2 separate regions of the Homo sapiens genome follow, and region 2 is linked to region 1. A link is a contact called in ENCODE Hi-C or POLR2A ChIA-PET data. All regions are on one chromosome and are shown on one strand. The core of a region is the stretch at or near the end of the contact, and the rest is flanking DNA. Distances in the headings are between cores, read along the strand shown. Region 1 has its middle 31 kb from the start of MSTN. Region 2 has its middle 21 kb from the start of AKAP19.

The links. A loop is a pair of places that touch in the nucleus more often than their neighbours do. ChIA-PET counts read pairs that join two places held with the same protein, here RNA polymerase II (POLR2A). Pooled maps may share reads with other maps.
Region 2: a map of heart left ventricle shows a loop between it and region 1 (2.0-fold over the local background). The contact joins two enhancer-like sites. A Hi-C loop is called at or near these places in 2 of 168 maps with a recorded cell type or tissue (Calu3 and heart left ventricle), 3 of 37 single-sample maps with no recorded cell type and 3 of 50 pooled maps. POLR2A ChIA-PET finds 5 or more read pairs at or near these places in 2 of 52 experiments (activated CD4-positive, alpha-beta T cell and naive thymus-derived CD4-positive, alpha-beta T cell).

Annotation. Positions count from the first base shown.
Region 1 is chr2:190,091,370-190,096,494 of GRCh38, reverse strand. It overlaps a transcript of AKAP19 not described here. Among named protein-coding and RNA genes, the nearest start is that of MSTN, 31 kb to the right of the region's middle. Within about 2 kb of position 2,559, at least 5 of the 41 ENCODE cell types and tissues checked have a DNase peak (open chromatin) inside an H3K27ac peak, as active enhancers do.
Region 2 is chr2:190,157,283-190,162,407 of GRCh38, reverse strand. It overlaps a transcript of AKAP19 not described here. Among named protein-coding and RNA genes, the nearest start is that of AKAP19, 21 kb to the left of the region's middle. Within about 2 kb of position 2,832, at least 7 of the 41 ENCODE cell types and tissues checked have a DNase peak (open chromatin) inside an H3K27ac peak, as active enhancers do.

The DNA.
Region 1 (5,125 bases), core at 1,310-3,809:
CTTCATACCTGCTAAAGGTGCAGGGAGACAGCAAGACCCCTAAAAAGAAGGGCTGTGTGTTACGTTAGTCAGAAGGCATCTGAATTCATCTCATGAAGAGTTCATTCTATTTTGGCCAAAAGCATTTTGTCCATTTTATTCTAGTGCTATACACATAATAATCATTTCTTTTACTGTGGTAACTTTGTAATGTACCAACATGGCTAGCCTGAACTAAATTCTCAAGTTTCCCTTTCCTGTATGTTTCTCTTGTTAGGTTGGGCCACAGGAGACTTTCGTGGGAGACATGGAGGGCAGACATGAAGTGGCAGCCATTTTGCAGCCCAACCATGTTGTCACTTATCTAGGAAGTATTAGAGGCCGTGGACACTACCAAAACTGCCTCACCTTTTCCTAGATACTCCTTCAGCTTCTTTGACTCCTGAGACCAGGATGGGTGTTTAGCTCCATGAAGAAAAGCCCAGCTTCTATAGGCCACCCACACCACCGAGGTCTAAGACAAGAACTGATGTGGTTTCAGTCTGTCCTGTGGGCTCCACCTTATTTATGCTTGTGGGGTCCAGCTTGTTCTTGCTCCCCCTTTCTTTACATCTATCTTTCCTTCTCACCTACCTGTCTTGTAGACTTACAAGTTCCATCATCAGATGTGAAGACAGCAGCCTTACAGAGACTCCCCAGTTACATAAAGTCAAATTATTGTGATAAATTCCTTTGTGTATATCATATATAATACACTATAAGACAATATAGAAATGTATACATCCACTCTTCTTCTCTGATTGAATCCTGAGTTCCCACCATATATGTTTCTGATTGTGTCAGTCCATTTGGGCTGCTATAACGAAGTACTATAGATTGGGTAGCTGATAAACAACAGAAATTTATTTCTCACAGTTATGGAGCCTGGAAGTCCAAAACACAGTGCTAAGATGGTCAGGTTCTGGTGAGGGTCCTCTTCCAGGCTGCAGACTGCTGTCTTCTCATTGTGTTCACACATGGTAGAAAGAAATAAGACAGCTCTCTGGAGTGTCCATCATAATGGCGCTAATCCTCCTCGTGAGGTCACTCTCAGGACCTAATCACCTCCCAAAAGTCCCACCTTCAAATACCATCACATCAGGGATTCAGATTTTGGCATCTGAATTTTGGGAGGGACATAAACATTCACTCCATTGCACTGATATTACCAAAGGTATTTTTCAATTTCTTGATTTATAGCAATTACATTTAGTGCTTTTCATGGATCATTGTCCTGGTTATTTACTTTTTTTTTGAGACAGAGTCTTGCTCTGTCGCCCAGACTAGAGTGCAGTGGTGTGATCTTGGCTCACTGTAACCTCCGCCTCCTGGTTTCAAGGATTCTCCTGTCTCAGCCTCCTGAGTAGCTGGGATTACAGGCATGGGCCACTACACCCGGCTAATTTTTGTATTTTTAGTAGAGATGGGGTTTCACCATATTGGTCAGGCTGGTCTCGAACTCCTGACCTCATGATCCGCCCATCTCGGCCTCTCAAAGTGCTGGGATTACCGGCGTGAGCCACCGCGCCCGGCCTATTTACTCTTTCAACTTATCTCTCACTTTCTTTGAATACTATTTTTCTTGAACCAGCAGAATTGTAATGATCCATATCCAGATAAAGTAATCATTTGTTTCCTACTTAAAGTTATCTATAAAATGCCTGGCCCCACCTCTCCCTTATCATCCTTACAAAAGCCTTGAAAGGATCGTTCAAAATACATGACTTGGATATAATGCTAATGAGGAACCAACAATCTATAAATTATGAATAGTGACAGAAGGCAAGGCAGTGTTTGTGATTCAGCTCAATAGACTTTGCCGGCAGGAAAACATCCTGTAATAAATCCTTTGATTGCTGAAAAACATGGTTCAAATAAAAAATCAAGTAATACTGCATATCTAAACAGAAATAGAAGAATAAACACTTGCAAACTTTGAACTCCACTCCCCTGCTGTTTTTAAGCAAAACCTAAGCTGCATGGAAAGAGTAAGGAATTTTGTAATAAATCAGGCTTGGGTTTCAATCACGGCCTTTTTTACCTCTGTGACTTTAAGCCAATGATTTAACTTTTCAGAAGCTCAGTTTTCTTATCTACAAAATGGCAGTAACAGTATCAGCCTCATAGGACTGCTGAAAAGATCAGAAATAATACACAAAACTTCTGGTACACTAAAGGCACTAGGGGAATGCTTTAAACAGCATGTTTCCCCTTTTTAAAAAAACCTTTAAAAATATTATTTCTCTGAAAATGATGTCCTAGAAAATCCCTACAAATGGAGATATACTTTCCTGTTGCTCAAGCCCACTCATCTTGCTTTCCAGCCACAAGACTCCTATTTACCAATCTTTTCCCACATAGTGGGAGGTCAAACTAAAGCAACCTAGGAGCTTACTCTGTCGCTGTGGAGAGGATAAACACTCTTGCAGGGGTGTGGGGCCTTAGAAAATGCAAGGCTCTGGTCCTTAATAAAAGAGCTGCTGCTTTCGTAACAGCACCATGTGCTTGGTCACAAGACAGATGAGGACAGAGGGTAGGCCCTTCTTGGCCCAAGTTGGAGGTGAGTGGGTGAGTAGACTGCTTTCGTCTCTGACTGCTGCTAGCCATGTTTCTACCTTCCTGATTGTGGTCAAGCTACCAAGGCAAGAAATTCCCAAAGTAAAAATATACTGACAGCTGTGTTTGGAATCTATCAACAACCTTTCAAAATTACACACGGGCAAATTTCACCTTCACATTGCAGAAGTCATATTCCCAAAAGACTGAATGAAAGCGAAGAGATCACATAAATAAAAATAATCCAAAATGAAATGAAATTATGGATGAAGAAGGGGAAATATGAGAGCAAAACATTATCCTATTAGAGGCAACAGTTTAAAATTTTACCAGGCCAAGAGTACAAATCTTTATTTCTATAATGTTAAACTAAACTCTATTTTCCTCTACTTCTGCTATAAGTCACCCAACAATGTTTATTTTCTGATTCTTGCCCTATACATTACTATTTTAGTTTAGTATTTAATTACTTGTTTTCTTTTTTTTTTGAGACAGAGTCTTGCTCTGTCGCCCAGGCTGGAGTGCAGTGGCACAATCTTGGCTCACTGTAACCTCTACCTCCCAGGTTCAAGAGATTCTCCGGCCTCAGCCTCCCAAGTAGCTGGGATTACAGGCGTCCACCACCACTCCCGGCTAATTTTTGTATTTTTTTTTTTTTTTAGTAGAGACGGGGTTTCACCATGTTGGCCAGGCTGGTCTCAAACTCCTGACCTCAGGTGATCCACCCGCCTTGGCCTCTCAAAGTGCTGGGATTATAGGCGTGAGCCACCATGCCCGGCCTTAATTACTTTTTAAACTGTAAACATTCATCTAGTGCCCTGATACTTATAGCTATACTAACTATATACTTTCTACCTATGGTTTGAAGTTTCTTCAGACGTGTGGTCCAGAAAAGCATCATCTTCATGAATATAAATTATTATATTACTAAAAAAGAAAAATTTACAACAGGGTATTTCTGGTATTTCCCTTTTCCTCTGCTTCTAGCAATCGACTCGCTGTAAGTAAAACTCTTCACAGAGTTTAGAATTAGTCAGTAGAACTCTAGTTTTAATACCTACTCCTCTCCTTTGATCTGGTATAAAATTATCCTCACAACAAGGAAATAATATTTTTCACAGATCAGACCGACAATGATTTCTTAAAAGGCTATTATTCTGGACTGGCAAGGATTTGGGGGAAACAGGAACTTTTGAATACTTCTGTTAGACTTCTAAATCACTACATCTTTCTGAATGATAATTTGGAAAATTGACTCAGATTCTTAAAAATATGTGTATTAATGTGTATGTTTTTAAATAGTACATATACATATTGTTCTGAGGTGGACAGGTCTATGCAAACCTACCCCAGAAAGTCCAAGGAAGCAGAGAGGCCAAAGAAAGAGGCTGACAAACCCAGTTTCTGAGAAAGAAACATTTGATAGGGACTTAGGAACAGAAACCATGCCTGTGTCTCAGGAGTGGCAAGACAAAACGGTGGATCCCTGTGCCCTTACCCCCGAGACCCAGGACTTATAGAACATAAGGAAAAGATATGTGTGATTCAGAAGGAATGTGTAGGACAATTGATGTATAATATCAAGGTCATTTTGACCTAAGGGCAGGATTTACAGTAAGTACATTCTCTTACACAAGGAACAATCAATAAACTGGAAATCTTAGAGGCCTTCTTGGAACTGGAGTTAATCAGCAGTCAACATGACAAATTAGCATCCAGATAATTTTGCTTTAGCCTCCACACACATATTTACAAAAAGATTTGCCATTAAGTATGTGTTTTGAATATTATTATAACAAAAATCTGAAAGAATCTAAGTGTCCTACTGTAGAATATTAATGAAATAAATTGCCATATATTAACATAACATAATACAATATAGTATAGTCATGTTTAATGATAAGTCATTTAAAAATGTGTAAAAATATTTAATTTCTGAGGAAGATATTGTAGTCAGTCAATTTGTTTATTTACTGAGTAGATAAACAAAAATATTAATATTAATTACTCCTGAATAAAGGAATTATGAGTGATTTTTAGTTTTGGCTTTGTGTTTTCTATATTTTATAAATTTTCTGTGATGAATATGTATTACTTTGTAATCATATTATTTCAAGTATTAAAAACTATTTTAGAAACCAAGAATTTTAAGCACATTTATATTTTCTGTGTTTATAATTAGAATCCTAAAATTCTGTAGTTGAAAGGGATCACAGGGATATTCTGGTACAAACTCAAGATCGAAAGTTTGGCCTCTAGAAATTTAAGACATAATTTACACAATCAATTAGGCTTTGTAATCAATAAAGTAGATTACATGGCCTCTTCAGTTCTTAAAATGGTTCTATTTGGGCTACTTGTGTGTGTGTGTGTTTAACAAAAGAGGATAAACTACTAATTTGATACAAATAAGTTCTCTTCTACTTTAAGAAACATAGGAAACAGTTCTTTACTTTCAAAAGTAGGTCACTCTTGTAGCATATTTTAGTACAGTTTGAATAAATTCCTTTCAGTTATTATCAAAGTATCCTAGTGTTAGAATTCCTGTGAG
Region 2 (5,125 bases), core at 1,583-4,082, 66 kb before region 1:
GTTATTTTGGGCCTTGTTTTCCTTCAAAAGATTTTAACTCTGTTTTTCCCCAACTTAGACTACTATTACCTAGAGTGGCTGGGGAGAAGAATATTCTGCTTAAACAGAAAGTTATAAAATTAATATGTGTATAAGCAATTTAAAATATTACTGTATTACAATTTTTAAATTACTCATATTTACAAAGATAATAACTTCTCTATTTCCTATAAGCTATCCTAATTAATCTTGCTTATGAATCTTCTACTCTACTAGATAGTCATAAAGAAGGTAAGGGTAAAATTATGAGAAGAAAACACGTTTGCTCACATAATCATCTTAATCCAGAGGTATTCTCCGGATTTAAATGTCATGTCCTTTGCACCAGAAAGGAGCATCCTAGGTCACAATTACTTTGAGGAAACTTGATTAATAGAGATGTCAATTATAAACTAGGTGAAATGTCTACCAAAAATAAACACCTTGATTTTGGGATAGTTGATCTGAAGCCATGTTCTTTTGTCTGGCAGTGATTAGAGAATAGAACCAGTAGTCTCTAAGTCACTCCTAGTTCCAGATAATAAACTCATATCATCTGAATATGGGTCTTTTCTTTTTCGTGGCTGAGAGGGAAAAAAAATGAATGCAACTTGTTTATCCAAAAGTAAGTCCAGAACACATTCCTATTTAATGAACTGGCAAATATTTTCTGATCCAACAAGAGAATACTTCTACTCCTCAGTTCCTGCTTCTGCATAAGCGTCTGTAACAGGGGGATCAATACTGAGCTACTGCATTTTGTCTTATAACTGATTTCTAAGCCAGGAGTCAAAGGCTGTCGAAAGGTCAACAAAAATAAAAAAGAAGGATATTTTGTGTTGAGTCTAAGAGATCTCTCTATAAGATGACATGACAATAGTAAATAATGGAATGGTTATACCTAGAGTCTACTTACTTGCTACTTGTTTAGAATGTGGGCCTGAGAAGCTGGGATGTGCTGTTTATGGAAAATAAATTTGGTATGATTTTAGATGCCTATTAATAGGTATGCTACTTGATAGGGTAAAGAAATGCCTTTTAAAAGCTGGTATAAACTACATTCTGAGTTCAGGCCTACTGGACCATCCATGTAGGACTGATTAAGGCAAATAAAGTGACAAATTAATATGTCACTGCAGGAAATGATATATTGGTAATTTCTGGAGGCAAGAATTTCCTAGCATGAGGTCTCTCTTCAAGCACCAGCACAAAGACCTTACTGCAATTCATGGAAGCCTCTTTCCACTATGTATATTTTAGAAAAAAAAGTTTAATTTAATGATGTCTAATAATCCAGAGAACTATGTTGAAACTCTGGTTTTGGCCCTAAAAATTTGGGGAGCTTTAAAAAATATTCCAGTCTCTTAGAGACAATTTGCTTATCTATAAATCAAGGATTTTCTAATGAATCATCTAAGACCAAATATAAAGTTACACTTAGCGTTCTTCATCTGTAAGTACTCGATTAGATTTCATTTAAAGCAAGTATGACTAGACTTTCACGTAAATGTAAATAAGAAAATGTCACTTATATTATGAATTAAAAGTTACTTATCCATGCAATTCTTATACTTTATCTGTCTTGGAATCTTTCAAACATTTATTATCCCTCATACTGAAATCCTTTTATAGTTAATATTTAGTATCTGTCTTTAATTTTTCAAAGTTTCTTCTTTTTTAAAAAAAAATCGCAAATTGAGAAAGAGAGCTAATTACTTAAAACATTTTGCCTTAATATCACTTTCCTGAATCAGTGTAGGTCAAAAGTCTAGTCATACTTTCATTAAATGGGAAAGAATTATATCCCAATATTCCAATTTGTTTCCCATTCCAAAAGCTAAAACATGAGTTTCATTTAGTCATGTTTTATAAACCTCATGGGAGAAAATAAATTTTAAAGTCTACCCTTTTAGCACAGATAAGCTATGCAATTTTCATAAGAACAATAAACAAAAGGCCAAGAGACTAATATTTGGGTTTGGCATTTTGAAGTAGGGATCACGAAAGAGAAACATGGACGAATATTACTATGACCATGGTTAAAAAAAAAATCTTATTCTAAGCCTAGTGCCATCCAGACAGGTAGGAAAATTAGATAGGAGTAGAGTTTGGGGATATTAGAACAATGTCCAATAGCAGCCCATAAAATGACCATGTTATTTACCTATTCTGAGACCATTAAATATGTAGTTGTTTGCAAAGCAACTTAATTTAAGAAATAGAAAGAAAAGATCAAAATAACCTAAGATTGAAAGTCACATCAAAACTAGATCCATGAAAACCTCAGCTAGGTCGTGATTGTCCCTCTTAAAATGCTCATAACTTATATCTTCAAAAATGAACTTCCCCTGCCTGTATCTAAAGAAATGTTTCAACTCTACACTGAAATACTAAAAGAAAGTATTTGGTAACGTTTTATTGGCAATGACATTTTAAACTCATAAAATTGCTTTCAATTTGGCATTGGCAAATTCTAGTTCATAATAGCTTAATGTTTTCAGATACAAAGACAGCAGTTTCAAAAGTTAAAAGAACAGAAATTTAGAAAGGGCCAACAATGGCTCTTAAGAATGGATTGTTGCAACTTGTCTTTTCACATACTTTCTTCATTGGCTTCCATGTATGCCAAAAGACTGGTTTTGTGAGTCAATGAATTCAGCCTTTTTTCTTAAAGTGATCTCTCAGAGATCACAGAGCTACTGGCAAGCTCTGTTAGTTTACATCATGTTGGCTAGAAGAATGTGGTTACGAAGCAGTCATCAGCCAAGGACCTTAGGGACGAGAGAACTTGGAACACTGAGCTTCACAAAACAAAGGGAGCTCAAAGAAATGAGTCTCACTCACAGCCAAGTATGACAGAACCACAACACTCTAGCAGTCCGCATCCCAAGTTGAAGTAGGGCATGTCCTGAATTCAGGGAAGAAAACCAAAAATCCCCAGAAATTGAGTCTGAAGAGTTTAACTCATAACCAGAGAGTAGATGTTTTATATTCACAAAATAATCATTGTAAGTGATTATATAGACGGTGAGAATACAAAGGCTCAGCACAACAGTACTCATCAACCCAGAACTCAAGTGAGCCTCCTGGGGGACTTTGCCCTTCTGCTCCACCACTGTCACCATGCCCATATAACAAATACTGGAGGCAGGTCCAAGTGCCTGGGACCCTTAGGCAGTTATGGCACCAATATAATTTGTACCTAGTTGGGTGGAGGCCAGTCGCTACTAATCATAACTTTCCTTTACAGGGAGAAAGGCAAGTGCCTAATCCCAGCTCAGACCTCCTACCTTGTCTAGTTCCCTACGCCCTTCTGCATTTTCTCAGCTTTGGTGACTCCCACAATTATCCTGCATCACAGCCCCTTCCACTGCAGCCTTTGGAATCCTAATCCCTTGCTAATCAACTTCCTGCATCCTCATCCTGTCTTAGAAGTCTCTTCACCTCCAGGCCCTACAGGAATCCTGGGCCTCCCCTGAGGATAGCCCTTCTCCTGCAGCCTTCTCTCCAAATGGATAGCAACAGAAATTCTCCTGCCCACTCCCAACTCCAAACAGGGATGTTTCCCCTGCTTCTGTGAGGCTTCTGCCCTGTGATCATATCTGTTCTGCCTCATCACTTTTAGATCTGCCTCTTATGCATGCTCTGCCATTCAGGGAGAACTTTGGGACCTGGGTCCACTATTTCTCTGCACCACAAAGTCTGCATAATGCCAAGATGATGATAGCCAGGGAGAACAGAATCAAAAAAGAAAAAAATCTCTTAAATGATAACGTGATACTATGAATCCCCTCAGGAATTTACAATTTAATCAATATCATTAAAAGTAATGTAAGTACAGCTTGTTTATGGCAAAATTCATTTAAAGTATATAAATATTTACATAGAATCTATATATAAATTCTTACCATTTCCTATTCAATAGGTGAAACACACTGTTAAATTTACTTCAAATTTGTTAATGTGAGAAATACGTCACCAATTTTTTAAATGAAACTGCTTGCTTGAGAGGTCTGCATACACTGAAATATAGACTGAATTTTACTTCTGCTAAAAACACCCTGCTTTTGTAGCAGGACAAGCCGCAGACAAAACCTCTCAGACACTGAGTTGTATAAGGAAGGGCTTTATTCAGCTGGGAGCATTGGCAAGCTACTGCCTTAAAATCCGAGCTCCCCGAGTGCACAATTTCTGTCCCCTTTAAGGGCTCACAACACTAAAGATTTTACATGAAAGGGTCGTGATTGATTTGAGCAAGCAAGGGGTACGTGACAGGGGCTGCATGCACCAGTGGTCATAGAGAAACAGAACTGGGCAGGGAGTTTCACAATGTTCTTCTATACAATACCTGGAATCTATGAATAACATCGGTTTCTAAGCCATGAGTTGATTTTTAACTACTAGGTTTAGGCCAGGCAGGCCCAGGTCTGATTTTGGGCCTGGCGCCGGGCTGCCTGTCTTTGATTTCACTTCCTTGTTTTTTTCTTAAAACAGGTACTGAGTATAAAACAATATGAGAGGGTCTCTCTCTTCCCTCACTTTCAAGACCTGATGTTTGGAGCATTACATTTTAAGTCTTATATGTAATAACTAAACCTTTTCTTGTTAGCATTAATTTGTTTTGAGTTCTAGAGACATGTGAGACATAGTCTTGAGGCGAATTTATAAGATTGTCATTATTATGTCTCCATTAATGTAAATTTTTCCCACAATGGATATAGTCTCCCCTTCCCTCAATTATCTGTGCTCATTTAAAAAAATAGTTAAGTAATTAAAAACAAAGGTAAAAATAAAAATCATATAAAATCTATCCCCCATCAGATAATCATGAAAGGTGTTCATTCCTTTATACATAGCTTTATGAAATTATATCCATAATTTTTTTACCATGAATAGTAAATGTAGTTCTTCCAAAAGTTAAAATGTTAACAACCTAATATTTAACCTTCTTTTCTGGAGTAGAAACCTATTCTAGATATATAGCATCCTGTGATATGTGTGTGTGTGTGTGTGTGTGTGTGTATACAAGTTTAGGGAGTCATTTGTTTTATAATACTGTGATCTTATTTTATATACTTCTCTGTATTAAGATTTTCATACTGATGAA